Linked DNA regions of Homo sapiens: region 2 is linked to region 1. Evidence: chromatin contacts called from ENCODE Hi-C or POLR2A ChIA-PET data. All regions are on one chromosome and are shown on one strand. The core of a region is the stretch at or near the end of the contact, and the rest is flanking DNA. Distances in the headings are between cores, read along the strand shown.

What was found. A loop is a pair of places that touch in the nucleus more often than their neighbours do. ChIA-PET counts read pairs that join two places held with the same protein, here RNA polymerase II (POLR2A). Pooled maps may share reads with other maps.
Region 2: a loop to region 1 is called in a map with no recorded cell type, with 7 times the contacts of the local background. The contact joins two enhancer-like sites. A Hi-C loop is called at or near these places in 4 of 37 single-sample maps with no recorded cell type and 2 of 50 pooled maps. POLR2A ChIA-PET finds 5 or more read pairs at or near these places in 1 of 52 experiments (BJ).

Annotation. Positions count from the first base shown.
Region 1 is chr10:44,006,659-44,014,243 of GRCh38, forward strand. No RefSeq gene overlaps it. Among named protein-coding and RNA genes, the nearest start is that of LINC02659, 98 kb to the left of the region's middle. RefSeq lists enhancers at 1,709-2,028, 4,159-4,238. Within about 2 kb of position 4,286, at least 5 of the 41 ENCODE cell types and tissues checked have a DNase peak (open chromatin) inside an H3K27ac peak, as active enhancers do.
Region 2 is chr10:44,256,788-44,264,372 of GRCh38, forward strand. No RefSeq gene overlaps it. Among named protein-coding and RNA genes, the nearest start is that of LINC02881, 32 kb to the right of the region's middle. RefSeq lists enhancers at 3,866-6,050, 4,039-4,098, 5,109-5,188, 5,289-5,418. Within about 2 kb of position 5,024, at least 6 of the 41 ENCODE cell types and tissues checked have a DNase peak (open chromatin) inside an H3K27ac peak, as active enhancers do.

The DNA of each region.
Region 1 (7,585 bases), core at 3,036-5,535:
CTTCATGGAGTTTTCTCTGCCAAGGTTGCTCTTGCCCTTCCCTTTCCAGGTGACACGCTCATATCCCCCTTCTAGGTTTATCGAGATGTTTTCTTCCTCTCTGAACCCTCTACTCTTTCCTCCCCAAATGGAGTAGAATCAGTTCCTCTCTCTCTTGTCCCCAGCCTCTCTCTTTCTCCCAGCTTCCCAACACATTCATTTTGAAAAAAGTAAGTGTTTTGGCTTCTGTGTCACAAGCGCTGTGGAGGAATTCTTTCCCAACTGTGCACATTCTGTGGGTTGGGGAAAACCAGCACCCACTTAAGGCACCTCCCTGCTTACACAATCCCCCAGCAGTGACTCTATGTGCAAATGTCACACCTGACTTGGCTCTCCTTCTTCCTCACAGTGCTGGGGCCCACATTTAGGGTTAAACACTGAGATAATCATTTCCTGGTTGTATTCCTGGGAACTGCCCCCAGAGAAACCCCAGTCAGGACTTGCCAGGGGGACCTGCTCTTCTTGCCCTGACTATGACAAACCCAGATTTGCGACTGGGGGTCCTCGCCCCATCTGCCTCACTTGTTTTCACTCTACTTTCTTCTTTGGGTTTGGGAAATTTGTCAAGAAGACCTCTTTCATCTTCCTCTAGAAAAGAGGTCTGAGAATCTGCCCTCCCTTCCTAGAACTTACCACTGTCCCTAACCCACAACTGGTGCTGACTAAACTCAAGTTGGTTGGATGGATGAAGAGACCATTGCAGGCAGCCCTGGAGAACCTCCCTCTTTCAAGTTCCTTCCCAGGAAAGAGTGTCTCTTGGGGCCACGGTTTTGTCCCTCTTCGCTAGCTTTGCCTTCATGGAAAGAATAGTACAAACATTTACAAAGAGCTCCAGACTGAGAAGGTAATTCCCACTTATTCCCAGCTGGTGTGATGTGAGGAGTGTTACCCCACCAGACCAAGGCGCCCAAATCCACATGCATGCCTAATAGCCAGTGGGACACCTGTGCTTTCTTTCCAAATCCCTCAATGAACTGTCTTGAGAAAGACTCACTCACCCACTGCCTAGATCAACCCATACCACCACCAGCCCTGTCTCTCACACTCTACATTTTCCCTGCCGTGTGGTTTCTGGGCTCAACTTCTTGTTTTTTAATTTCCAGGACCAGAAGCTTTCCTATGGTATTAGCATTATAGGTCTCCATGAAGTAGCTGAGTGGGTCGAGAAGTAGAGTTTATGCAAATAATTGGGGAGTAATCAATACTGTAGCTGGGGTAAATAAAACAATTAGAAAGCCATCAACAGGGAAGAACTAATTCTTCTTGGGGGAAGAGAAGAGCAGGGAACACCATCAGCAAAGAGGTGATGTGGGAGCATTTCAAAGGTGGAAGGAAGCAGAAAGAGAAGATGACGGCACATTCTAAAATGAAGGGAGGAGGGGTTGCAAAGGAATCAAAGCATCCCTGACCTCTCCTTCAATCAAAAAACTGTAAACAGAATATGTTTATTTATATGCGTTAGTATTTTTTCTCTTTGCAGGGGTAATTTTATACCTTTATGGAAAATCATTTAAAAGCCTTTTATCTATTAGAATTAAAAAGTATATAAGAAAAACATAAAAGCAGTAAGGGCAATGTTATTTCAGACAACTCAGAATAATTTAAATCGCCATCTGGAAAGCCCATCAGCGACAGAGCCTTCTGTGGCCTCTTTTCTCTCTCTCTCTCTCTCTCTCTCTCTCGGGCTCACAGGTCAGCCCAGAGCATCTGAACATGACCCACGTGGCCCAAGACTCGTGGTGACTTCTCACGGTGGCATGGCTCTGACTTGGAATTCCCCTGTAGAGGTCCTCCTGGGTGACATCATGTGCATTCCATGCTGTGAGGTGTTTCGAGCCTGTGAGTGTGAACTTTCTTTATGGACAGGAAGCAAAGGAAGGAAAGTGAATTTAGGAAAACAATGGTCATCTTAAAAAAGAGGTCAGATTTTAAACAAAAGTTTACCAGCCTGTTTCATATTTCTACTTATTTGGAAACAAGGCTGTTGAACTGTCCTGACAGGCTCTCTCAGACAGAGCTGGGCCCTACAATGGCGTTTTATGCAGGGCTTTGTGGGGAAATTTGGTGAAACAAGCCCCTGGGAGTTCTGTACCCACCCACGCCACAGGGAAGCCAGGGCAAGCTCTCTGCTTTTAAAGGGCTGGTGTAATAGAGCTCAGGGCTGGTGGGTTAACGGCATTACCCTTATTAACCACCTCATTTAATTCTCACCCTGGTGGGTTGTATCTCCCATCTGAGAAAACAGGCTCAGAAAGTTGTTTCTTGCCTACACTGTCAGCACTAGTGAGCGCACAGAACCGTACCTAGGTTCATTTGATGCCAAATGTTCACCCCAACAGAGGGAGGATAAAGAAGGAAGAGAATGGAGGTTAGAATGAGAACCAGTGAGTGTGCGGCCTGCAGTCAAAGTCTGTAATTGTCTCTCCTGTGGCTTGGCCAGGACAGTCCCGCTCATTAGCTTGTTTGGCCAACAGTGGTTTCTAATGAGGGGACTTGGGAAGATAGAGAGAAAAATAGCAGTCACGTGGTAAAAGTGTTAAGGTTTGTAGATGCAATGAATCAACACAGGGAGAAAATAGTCAAGTTGGGAGAAGAGAAATCACTTCCCCAACATTCAAGCTTAACTGATTTGCTTTGGGTTCAGCCTTCCACTCTTGAGTCCAAATACTACATCATGTCTGAATGTTCCTGTCTTGAAATGGTAACCTAATAATCTTCCCAGTCCTCAGGGAGATGGAGCATTGTTTGTTCCCTTCACCTTCTGCCCTTAGAAAGCACAGTCTTTTGGAAATTATCTTTGGCTCCTTGGATTTAAGCACTGAAGGCACTGCAGCCTTGTCGTGGTTCAGAAAGAACGCACGCTCTCCACGGGCCTGTTCGGCCCCCACTCCAGGAAGATGCCACTTGGCCTCAAAATATTAATGTTGGTGGGTTAAACTGGACCCTTAACCTCCTTTCCAAGTCATAACGGGTATGCAAACAGAGGGGTGGTCCTATGTGAGCTGGAAATAATGTTCTTGGCTGCCGCTTCCTTCTCTTTCTATTTTAGTCCTCAGGGACATGGCTTTTTTGCTTCTTTGAGATTTGGGAGTCTTGAGGTTTTATTGCAAAAAAAAAAAAAAAAGAATTCTGTGTGGTTTTAGAAGGCAAGTCACTTTTGAGTAATTTAAACCCTCATTTATCTAAACACGGAGGCTGAGGACCTCTTAGCGAACTGGGTCCCATGTTATAAAACTTTTGGCAAAGATTTGTCATCTATCCTGTGCTCTGCCCACACTCTTACCTAGCAAGTCCCGTCGTCATCTTTCCAAGCCAGTTTGGTCCTGCTGGTTTCTCTTCTTAGGTGTGCATTTTGTGCATGTATGTGCAGATGCCTGTGCACATGAGCGTGTGCTATACAGGAGGTCATGTTACAGAGAGCAGAGGCTGCGGCTGTTTACCAAGCCCTGCAGCCAGTGAGGTTCAGGGATAATTAAGAGAAATCTCCCTTGGCAGAAATGTGCCTGCTTGGGTCTGCTTCTCATTTTGGACAATTGGAAAAGGCAATCACTCAAGTTTTATTGATGCCAAAGAGTTTTTCACAGTCATCAATATGGGTTACAAAAATGAAGTTGTTGACATCTTATTTCTGGGGTTTTTTCTTTCAGATAATTGTAAGCCCTCAAGCATCATATATTCTGAAATAAGGCAGTTCCACCCCAGAACATAGCATTTTCAATGCACTACATGCAATTGATCTTACGGACATTCTGCCAAATTCCTGACCAATCATATCCATCTGTATCTATCAAGCGCATTCAGAGTTCTCTCGCTGCTGTAAGACAGAGGAAGAGTAAAATCTAAGAGTAAAGTCAGAGTAAAATCTGACCTTGATTTTACTCCAAGAGGTGTGAGATAAGATTTAAATTCTACATGACTGCTTTTAGCTATTTCTTAACATGATGTATATTTTGGGTATTAATTCCTAGGGTGTTGTAGAGTTTAGCTTGCTCCCTTAAGCTCCCTGTTAGTTAGGTCTTCTGGACTGCTTTGTTTTTACTCTTGGACCAACCTGGGCTGAGGCTCTACTTGGGAGCTCAGTTCAGCAGCTGTGAGCCCTGATTATCAGCTCTCTAGGTCCTAGGAACTCATTCGAATATCTGCTAGGTTTCCCAGCTTCCACGGGCTGGAAGAGGACATCTTTCCTCCCCATTTGCAGAGAGACAGCAGCCCAGGACTGAGCTCTTGGCAGCAGCCCTCTGTCCCTGTCATAGAAGGCCAGGCTCTGTGCCCAGATGATCATGATGGGGCATAAGGCTGGCTTAGCCAGTCAGGGGCTGCCCTCTGTGAGCTCAGAGGAGACTTGGGCAGGCCTTGGTGCCTGCCCCTCATGGCATGAGGAGCCATGCTGATCTCATGAAGGAGGAGCCATTTCCCCCAGGTCAGCTCCCTGAGGGCTCAGACCTGAAACCAGGTGCACAGGAAGCTGAGTCACTAGGGGCCAACACAGTTGCTCTCAGCCCTGGGGAACGCAGGGGAGCTCATTACAGCTGGCAGAAGTCCTCACCATAAAAGCAGAGGTATTTACTAGCCCAGGAAGGAAATGGAGTGACCCATATGTAGTATTACCATGGAGGAACTCTATGAAAGTCACAGTTTTAGCCATCTTTTGTTTAAGATTAAAGAGCTAAGTAGAATAATGGAATAAGTTGAAGGTATTTGTCAGGCCACCGGGATGATGTCATTTGCTTTCTGTCATTTCTAAAACTGGAGCCAATTTCAGAAACTGAAGCCACCCCTTGCCAAATTATCCTCCTCTATTCTAGAGGGTAAATACTATTCTAGACTGCTCTTACCAATCTCCACTGAAATCCATGTACACATCTATAGTTCCTTTTTGTGGAAAAGAAGTCAAAGTTTAAATAAGTTTCCCAATGCCACAAAAGAGTTAAACAATCTGGACATTTTTCTCAGACCACCTCCTCTATCATCCATCTAAAAATGTGCTTCTCCCTCCAGATATGTGCAATGCTGCAATCAGTTGCCATGGAGACCACACTCTGGCCCTGTACCCTCAACAGCATGGTTAAATAAGTGGTAATGTCAGACCTCTCAAAGCATCTTGGCGGCCCCAATCCAGGTCCCAGAGCTCCAGCCAGCACAGGCCTGGCCAGCGTGGGCACCGGGCTGGGAGCTTGTGGGAGCCTGGGTGGTCTGGTGCATCCCTGGCCAATGTTTAAATGCTGACTTCACGTGTGGGGTTGCCCTGGTGGGTTGCGGTAGAGACACTCCTCCCATGAACTGCTGATAAGAATGAACATTGTAAAAGAAACAATTTGTAACTGGCTATGGCAAACTCTTCTTTGCCATGGGTCTGGATTCATGAAATACAACATGACCCCAACAGAGCTTTAATGTGTTCAGGAGCTGGTTGTTCTTTACCTTCCTCTTGCCCCTCTAATGAGTGATTACCTGCATGCCCATACCCGCTGATGCCCAATGTACACACAGCTAGAAGTATAAATGAGTGCGTTGACCACCGAAGGTCAAAAAATATATATATATTTTTACATGATATTGCTATAAATGACAGGACTGTGGGTCTGAGCCTGCTGGAAAGCAGCTGACTTTAGGTATTCTGTCAGTGGCCTGTTGGGAAAGCCCTGCCCAGCTGGGTAGCTCCATATGGCACCATATTGACCAGTTGCAGTGTCTTTCTTCTGGATTTTGAAAATGAGACACACACAGGGATGTCAACATTGGGCCAGGGTGAGCCAGATGACTCACAGAGAGGGTCTGTGAGAAGACGCCTTTGGATAGCAGGGCGTGTGTGGGCTCAGGGGCATTTGATTGGCAGCAATCAAACGGGGATGCAGAGATGAGAAAAGTCAGATCTCCATGTGGGGTACAGGGCAGAGTGCAGAGCACACTTGCCCAGGATGGGGTGAAAGATGCCTCCTTGCAGTTGGCCTGAATTTTAGATATTTTTCATTGGTGGATGCTTTTCCCTCTCATCTTGACTTCTCTCTTAGGATGAAACCCAAAGCTGTCCTCACTTTTCCTGCCAGACAGATTTCCTTAAGTGAGCCATGTGTTGGTAATGAAATCCTGAACCCACGCGGGGTTAGACAGAACCAGCAGTGCTTGATGATCTATCAGATGTGGGTGAAGACAGAACAGAGCAAGGTATGACATGGTGCCCAGCCTCTGCTTGGCCACAGCCATGGAGGACCGGGCGAGAGAGTGCAGAGAGCGAGGTGGTGCTAATGTGCCCTGAAAAACAGTTTCTGACCTGCGTGATGATAAAATGAATCTGAAGTGCCTTTCAAAATTGTTTATTCTTCCTCCCTTTGCTGCTGTTTCTCCTCCCCTTTCCTCCTCTGCTTCTCCTCTGCAGGGCAGCACATCCATTGAATGTCTTATCAGCTTCCCTGGTGTTTTCAGGGCAAACAGGCCCCCTGATCCATCTCTTGAAGGAAAATCTTTGTTATGACATTTCTAGCTCAGAGCAAGGCATGCTCGATATAATTAATTGGCAATTCCTTGGGATGGAAAAGTTCTGCCAAAAATGTTCTGAGTTCAGGGTGAGCATGTAAATCCTTTCTGAGCTCTGATCTGCAAGCTTGGGGGCAGGAGATCACAGAAATTAATGATTGGCATCTTTTCTGCAGTCAATTTCCCTCTAAAGGTCAGCAGTGGCAAAGCACACCTGGGAAGCAGAGCTTTGTAGAACCTGATAAGAATAAGCACCCCGTGCAGTGTCACTACATGCCACGCTGTCTGTTCTAGCTCATATGTGTGCTAATCCATTTGCTTTTCACAGCCATGTGAAGAGGTACTTTTAATATCCCATTTCCTGGATGAAGAAACTGAGGCACAGTGAGGATAAATAGCTTGCATAAAGACATAGGATGGGAAAGGGCTGGGCTGAGCCTGTGGTTCCGGTCCAGGCTCTCGGGCCACCACACCCCATCCTGCCTTTCTGTATCTCTGCATCTTCCATTGCTCTTCATCTGATGAGCCCTAGGCTTGATTACACCTAGATTTCTCTCCATACTGCAGCCAATTTGAAATTATTTTCTTTAAGTTTTTAGGGGGAAAATACTTTCCTATAGAATTAACCAATAAGGAAATCCTGTTCAGAGAGGACCCTTGCATGGGTTTGCAGCATCAAGGGATTGCTGTCTGTTAGGGTGAAGATGTGGCTAAACTTAAAGCCTGTCTCCTGGAACTAATACTCATCTAGAGGGGTGGGCCCCTCCAGTGCTACTGTGCCCCCTGCAATGGTACAGGCTCAGCAGTTGACACAGGGCTGCTATAGGTGCATGAGCCCATCTGATCTGCACAGGAGTGCAGTGTGCAGGACCCAGGGTGGAGAATTTGGGATTGCACCTTCATCTTCACACTTCCTTTTCCCCTCCCCTTCTCCTTTCCCTCCCTCCCTCCCTTCCTTCCTTCCCATTTTTTCTTCCTCTTTTTATCATGGCACATACATGCTCTGACTACATGCCCCATACAACTCACTGAGCTGACATGTGCTCAAAGACACCAGTCTGCTAAGTGTAGA
Region 2 (7,585 bases), core at 3,774-6,273, 250 kb after region 1:
GAAAAAGTGACCCAAGTTATGCAGAAATACTCGCTTGTAGCAAATATCAAGGCCTAGAAAATCAGAATTCTGTATCAACCCAGGTGTTTAAATTGGATCAACCAAGACTGCAACCTAATGCCCCTCAACAGGCCATATCCCCCCTAAGAACCCTTGGTTTGTGTATGTTACGAACTTCTCCATGTCATCACATAGCATGGGATTCCAGTATGTGTTACTTTTTGCTTCTTAGATTGGTTGCTTTTGCTTAGACTGATGGCCTTAGGGCAGTTTTAAATGGCTGTCTTGTAATATGATCAGGTAAGAATATCTGGGAAACCTTGTATGTTTTAATTGGTAATGGTTATGCCAATAATTCTTGATGAATACACTGAAGCCAGGAGTCTCCTTTTTGCATCGTGTTTACACTTCACATCAACCAGGAACCCAATCTGAGAAGTTTTCCCTGGACCAAGGGAGAAAGAATGTAGCTCCGGGAAGGAATCAAGCCTGGCTAACTCTCAGTGAAAGGAAATGGTGTCTGATCTTGCTAATTCCTGCTTCAAGTATTAAAATCTCAAACAAAACATAATGTATGTGTGCACACGGGTGCATACACACACACACACACACACCCCACCACTGACAACAATAACAACCTCCACAAGGGGAAGCCATGCTTCCGTAAGCACAATTGAAAGATTTCTGAACCTCAGACCAGAGAGCCACATGATTTTTCAGTCAATTATTGTCTCTCTTGCACTCCCAAGACTGAGCTGTAAGAAAAGCTAAGGCATCACATGGCATCCATGGGCCCAGCCGATTGCCACTGCAAGTCATGGCTCTGCACATGAGAGAAACTATAGGGAGAGCTGGGACCTGGGAAGGAATGGGCAGTCTTGAGTGGCAGAGAACTTAGAGCAAGAGAGGGACTGGAGTAGAGCTGGCAGCACCATGAAGGCCTCTCCTGCAGGAGCTGCTAAGTTAGCTCTGGTCAGCACCTCCCAAACACACCTGACCCTGGGATTAAAATTATGATGTTCTGATAAAACACTAATTAAGGGTTAAGAAGATGGAGTACATACTTGCCTCAAAATAGGAAAAATCAAAATTTTAATATTTTGGAATCTGTAATAGAAAAAAACACATCAATTAAAAAACACTTTTTCACAACATACATTTTGGTTGCTTATAGTAAGTATAGCATTCCCTCATTCCCACTTTGAATCTTCCTTTCTCCACCCTGAGAGGCAGTGAATGTTGAGATCCGAGCCTCTCTTTATCAGAGGGTTTAGAGAACTGGCCACCAGCTGGACTGAAGGAGATTGTGCTGTCCACCTCTTCTGCCCCCATGGGACTGGAGCCAGGTCTCTGCCCAGCTGAGAGACAGCTCCCACATGGGTACCCCTGGGCCTCCAGAGGGCTCCTCCTGCAGACTCACTCCCAGCCCTGACTCACTCCTAGGTTCTCCTTGAAGACCAGCATTAGCAAGTCCCAGCCCAGCCCTCTCCCCGGGGCTCCCCCTGTTGAAATGCTCCTCCTGGCACTCACCTGCAGCCACAGGTGCCAGGAGGGGACAGCAGCAAAGACGGAGGAGCCCCTCCTGGGCTTCAGCTGCCTATTTACTAAAGTAGCTTAAATTAAATGCACTTTGGAGTGTGAGAATTAATTTTTTTCAATTAAAAAATATTTTTAGAGAGTTGTAGGTTCACATGCAGTGGTAAGAAATATTACAGAGATTCTCCAGTTTCCCCTAGTGGTAACATCTTACATAAGAATAGCTGTCATAACCAGAAATTCACATTGATCCAAGGATCGACTTTATTCAAATTTCATCAGGCTCACATGCACTCATTTGTGTGTGTGTGTTTGGTTCCATGCAATTTTATCATGTGTCCAATCATGTGACTGCCACAGTCGAGATACAGAGCAGTTCCATCACCAGGAGGGCCCCTGGTGTTACCTTTCTAATTGTTTTCTCCTCAGCCAGGTGTATGCAGATGATACTTGGGAGGTACTGAGTGTGACTGCATCATGGCAAATGGTGTCAGCATGTGGTATGTACCCAATGTTTGTATCCCTCAAATTCATATGTTAAAATCCTAATGCCCAAGGTATTAATGCCATGGTATTTGAAGGTGGGGCCATTGGGAAATGATTAGGTCGTGAGGGAAGAATCCTCATGAATGGGATTAGTGCCCTTAATAAAGGGACCCCAGGGGACTTGGTCATCTCTTCCACCATGTGGAGACACAGCCAGAAGGCGCCATCTGTGAACCAGGGAGCAGGTCTTCACCAGACACCAAACTGCTGGTGCCTTTGTCTTGTACTTTCCAACCTCCAGAACAGTGAAAAATAAATGTTTGTTGTTTAAGCCTCCCAGTCTATGATAGTTTTGTAATAGCAGCCTGCACTGAGACAGCATATGCTGTTTCCTCTCCTCTTCCTGCAGGGGATCTTTGGAATGGGGGAAGGGGACCAAAGAGTCACCCTGCCCCTCGACATCAACCAACAAAGAGAGCACAGATGAGAGGAAAAACAGGTTTGTCAACAGATCCCCCGCTCATGGGGATGAAAAGTCACATAACTTCCCAGACTGTTTCCACACCTTTGAAATGAGTACTAGGTTGTGCCTGCCAGAGAGCACAGGGCTCCTGGGGCCCAGGGGGAGGTCCTCTCTGTAGATGGCCTTTGAACCTTGGCCCATTTCTTTCACAGGATGGCTCCGGGATTGAGGGAGCATGTGACGCCAGATTCACAGATCACCTGGTATCAGCCATGTGTAGGAGAGGACTAGTCCAGCAGCTACTCACTCCTTGGGGCAGATGGCTTCCTGGGTGTGCATTTTCATGTTGACCCACGGCTTCCTCAGCTGGCTGAGACCAGAGTACTCACAGACCTGGGAGATTGACACATGGTGCCAGGTGGCCATGGAACCTCCTTCCTGGATTCAGGACTCCCTCAGCGTAAATCTGGGAAAGCTGTTCCTGGAGCTCCCGGCCCATGAGGGTGATGCACAGCCTTCTCCCTAAGCCTCATGGACTTGGACTTGCTGTGATTCCCACAGTGACCTCATCAGCCCCTGTCACAGGAACAAAATATGCCAGCACCGCCCTTGACTTTATAGGTCCTGGCAAGGTGGGAGACACTTGGTTTTCACAATGTCTTGGTCTCCTTAAATTCTAGGGGAGTTGTGCCAAAAGGTGGCATCACTGTCCACAGTCCAGGACTCGGAGGAGGTTACTTCACACACTTGCCAACTCAGGTGTGTGTAGAACAATTGAGGTAGTGTTCTAAGCTGTTTCTGTGTATTCTCTCAATCCTCACAGCATCCCAATTAGGTAGGCGCTGTTATCTCCACATTTTGCTGATGAGGAAACTGAGGAACAGAGAGGTTGAGTAAATTATCCCAAATTACACAGCTAATTGAGAGAGCTTAAGGCTGTCCCAAATGACAGTGATGGCTCCCAATTGCTTCAACTTGTTATTCAAAATTATGTCTACCATACATTTTCTCTTTCTCTCACTGACAACTTACTAGCCATCAAGTTAGAAATTTGAGAGAAAAATAAATAAGATAGAGGATTTTATCATCCTTTCACTGCACATCCTTTTAAATCTCCAAATCAGAGTGGAGGTGTTGGGGGCAACCTCGGGTCAGGGGGAGCAGAGGTGTGACATCCGGAGGGAATTCAGGGGGAATTCCCAGCGAGCAGGCCCATTCCTCCCCAGATGTGCCTATTTGGCCCAGAAGCAGCAGAGCGTGTCCTTGTGGGAGTTTCTCACCTCCTGCTGGAAAGCCCTGGCCTATACTCTCCTGCCTGCGCCCCGCAGACCCAGCCTGAGCCCTGAGATGGGGATGGGCTGAGCTCCTCTGTAGGCAGCCGCAGCCCATTCCCATAGATACAGAGGAGACCCAGTGGGGAGGGCTCTCACCCTGCCGCCACCACCAAGCCTGTGCAGCTGGGTGCTGAGGGCAGGCCGACTCGGGAACCCACACATCCAAACAGCCCCGGGGCGCACTTGGATGGGTTCCACACCAAGAGCTGCTGAGTGCAGGGCGGACTGGATGGAGCAGAGATGCCTCAACAGCATGGGCTAGAAGTGGGCCTGACAAGGCAGAAAGAGGCTCATGGGGTGGGATTAGGGACTCCCCAGCCAGGCCCAGGGCGTCTGTGTACAGTGAGAGGAATGGCTCCCACTGTGAGATACAGGCTGGCCTCAGAAAATCAAACGCAGATGGGAAGGAAAGTGGGGAGCAGAGGGTGGCTCAGAGCCAGGACTTGGGTCTCTCCCAGGACTTGGGTCTCTCCCAGGGCTTCTATGGGAGCCTCTCCCGGTGCGTGGGCTAAGCCCTGTTCCATAGCAGTGATGAGGGAGGGACCAACCAAGGTGTGTGTGCCTTGGGGCCCCCATCTTGGCACCAAACCTTGAGGACATGGTCTCCCCTGCATCCCTCCCACACCCACGTGTGCCCTGGGTTCAGGTGAACAATGAGTGCAGAAGCCTAGTGAGCTAGAGAACCCTGCTCTTGGAGTTGTCCCTGCAGTCCCATCAGGCGCTGCGTATCAGAGCTGCACACCTGCACCAGCAGAAGGAACAGGACCCCAGGCTGCAGTGAGCAGGCGACCTCAGCGCCCTCTTCACTGAAGCACTGGAGCCTGGGCGGGTTTCCATCAGCGGAGTCAAGTAATTGAGCTCAGATTAGATTAAACCCAGACGCATCCCGTGTTTAGTGCCAATTACTCACGGCCAGCAGAGGCGGGCAAGGGGTCTGGACTGTGTCACGTCGTGCCTTCTTGGAGGCTGACTGCTCCCTCCAGCTCAAGGTGAGTTGACCCGAAATACCAACAGTCGTGTCGCTGGCTGTGTTTCACCTCCACCTGGCACTTTGCATGGATCTGATGCTGCTCAGGTGGGCGGCTCCTCTGCCCCCTGTTTACAATGGGGGTCAGAGCTTTGAACCCTCTGTCCTTGCCATCATTGGCTGGGCTGGCAGCAGAACAGAGGCCCACCTTGCACACCTCACTCACCCAGGCACAGGGCACAAGTGGGCATCTGGCCCCTGCATGCCCTCGGGAATCCCCATCACTATCTGGAGATTGCCACGTGAGTGAGGCGTGGGAGGCCAGGCAGGCAGGATGTGGGGGTGCTGCGATTTGTCATCTAGTGCTGAGTTTACAGCTTGAGAAGAAAACAACCCAGATTTAAGTGCTTTACTTCCTACTGGGAAATGGCTTGACTGTAGCCATGGCCTTAAGCCCAGGGCCGAGAAGCCCCAGCTGCACCCCCTTGGAGGCTGAGAGTGGCCTTCAAGCCAGCCCCAGCTCACAGCCCAGCTTGAAGGCACAAGCAGGGACAAGGCCACTGCAAGAAAAGCAATGAGTCCAGAGAAGGGCATTCAGGCTGGAGAGCTTGGCACTTGGAGTAGAATGAGTTATGAGTCTGAACCAGGGAAAACACTGGGGAGAAACTTGGGATGAAGCAGCAGGGCACTGGGTTGAGACTGGAGGTTTGGGAGGATGGCTCAGCGCCCTTACAGAGGTGGAAGGGATCCAGTGGTGACCACAGCATAACTGGGGGTGTGACAAGGCCCAGAGTTGAGCTCTGCCTGTGAAGATAGAGAGGGGAAGAAGGCACCTTTGCTGGGATTTCTCTTCTCATGTTTCGATGCACCTTTTTCCCATGGTTATTAATTACTCTTTTAGTGAATAAAGGCTGTGTATTAGTTATTTATTGTTGTGCAACCAGTTGCCTTAGAAAATAGCATCTCCAAACAGAAAAAATTGATTATCTCACACAGGCTTTGAGGATCAGGAATCTGGGAGCAGCTCACTTGGGTGGTTGTGGCTCTGGTTTCTCAAGAGGTTGCAGTGAGGACGTCGGCTGGGGCTGGATCATCTGCAGGCTCAACTGGGGCTGGAGGACCTGCTCTCAGGATGGCTTCCCTCATGGCTGTTGGCTGGAGGCCTTGGGTTCTGGATGACTGCTAATAGGAGACCTCCTTCCATCCATGTAGACTTCTCCACAGGGCTGCTTGAGTGTCCTCACTTTATGGCAGCTGGCTTTCTCCAGAGCAGGAGATCCTGATGACTTCTGAGATGGTTCCCTACATTCCATCCCCTGGCGTACACACCCTGTGCAATCCCCTTCCCTTGAGTGTGAGCTGGACTTACACAAATGGTGCGATCTCACCCCCATGATTATGTTACATTATACAGCAGAAGGAATATTACAATCAAGATCCGTGATCAGTAGACATTGGGTTAATCAGAAGTATTATCCTAGGTGGGCCTGATCTAATCAGGGGATCCTTTAAAATGGATCAGAAGGATTTGAAGCCAAGGAAGTTCCTGCTGACCTTGAAGAAGCGAAGGGTCATATTATGGAGGGTTCCAGGTGCCAAGACCCCAAGAGCAGCCTCTAGGAGCTGAGAGTGTTCCTAGCCCCTGTTAAGCTTGGCAGAGGGCCCCAGACCTCAGCTGAGATCTCAGTCCTGGCCAGCACTTTGATTTCAGCCTTGTAGGACCCTGAGCAGAAGACCACCCATACGGCACCTGTGATCTAGAGAACTGTGATATAATACATTTGCGAAGTTTAGAATAAGTTCCTGGTAATTCATCATGCAGCAACAGAAAATGAATACACTCATTCCCTGAAGTTGCACCCCATCACTTCTGCCTTTTCTCTGTTTGTCAGAAGTTAGTCACTAAGGCCACCCACATGTCAGGGAAGGGGTCTGCCTATTGAAGAGCGTGTTCAAGAACTTGTGGACTTCCTTTAAACCAACACAGTCTGGACAGTGCGTGTAGTGGGACCGTGTTAATACACCCAATGTGGAGATGAACAATGGCTAATCATTCTAACATCTAGAGTGAATTTGCACAGGGTGATAATGGACTTACGTAAGGCAAATGAGCATTTTATTTTAGGAAGTGACAATCCCAACTACAATGTCGTAGGTTGGTGCTTTTTTTTCCCCTTTTGATGTCCCCTTGCAAGCAATCTACAGAGTAATTGTGTAGATACAGGAGGAAGATGGAGCATTTCTGCCTTTAATTTGAAAGTTATGATGCATTAATCAGCCCCAGTCTGAGCCTTGCAGGAGTGCTAAATTTGGGATGCATTAGTAAGCATCTTCCAGATGGGGTGGGGGAGGAGGACATGGGTGGAGTTCAGATGACAACCCACAGGCAAATCTTTTGGGACACTTTTAACAGGAAAAGCTCACTGTCACCAAAGCTACATTCCACTTCTGAGCCATAAAACAGTTCTTGGCTCTTGGATTAACCAGTCTTCGATATTTGCCATCATGTCAGCGTTTGAAGCAACTGGGAGTTTTCTGGCTCTGCTTGGTCCATGAGAGATCATCCGATACAAGCACAAATGCTGGCTCAGGATTTCTTTAATTCCCACAAAATTTTCTCCTACATGGCTACACAGATGAAATGAAGACACCTTTAACTCCCCCTATTCAAGCTCTGCCTTTTGTGTTCCTAAGAGCTGTGGTCTGGGTGGGTGACGGTGGCTCAGAGAGCCATCACTGTTATAAACAGAGGAGGACCACATGCCTGTGACTTTATCTTCCCAAGAAGGAGAGAAGAAG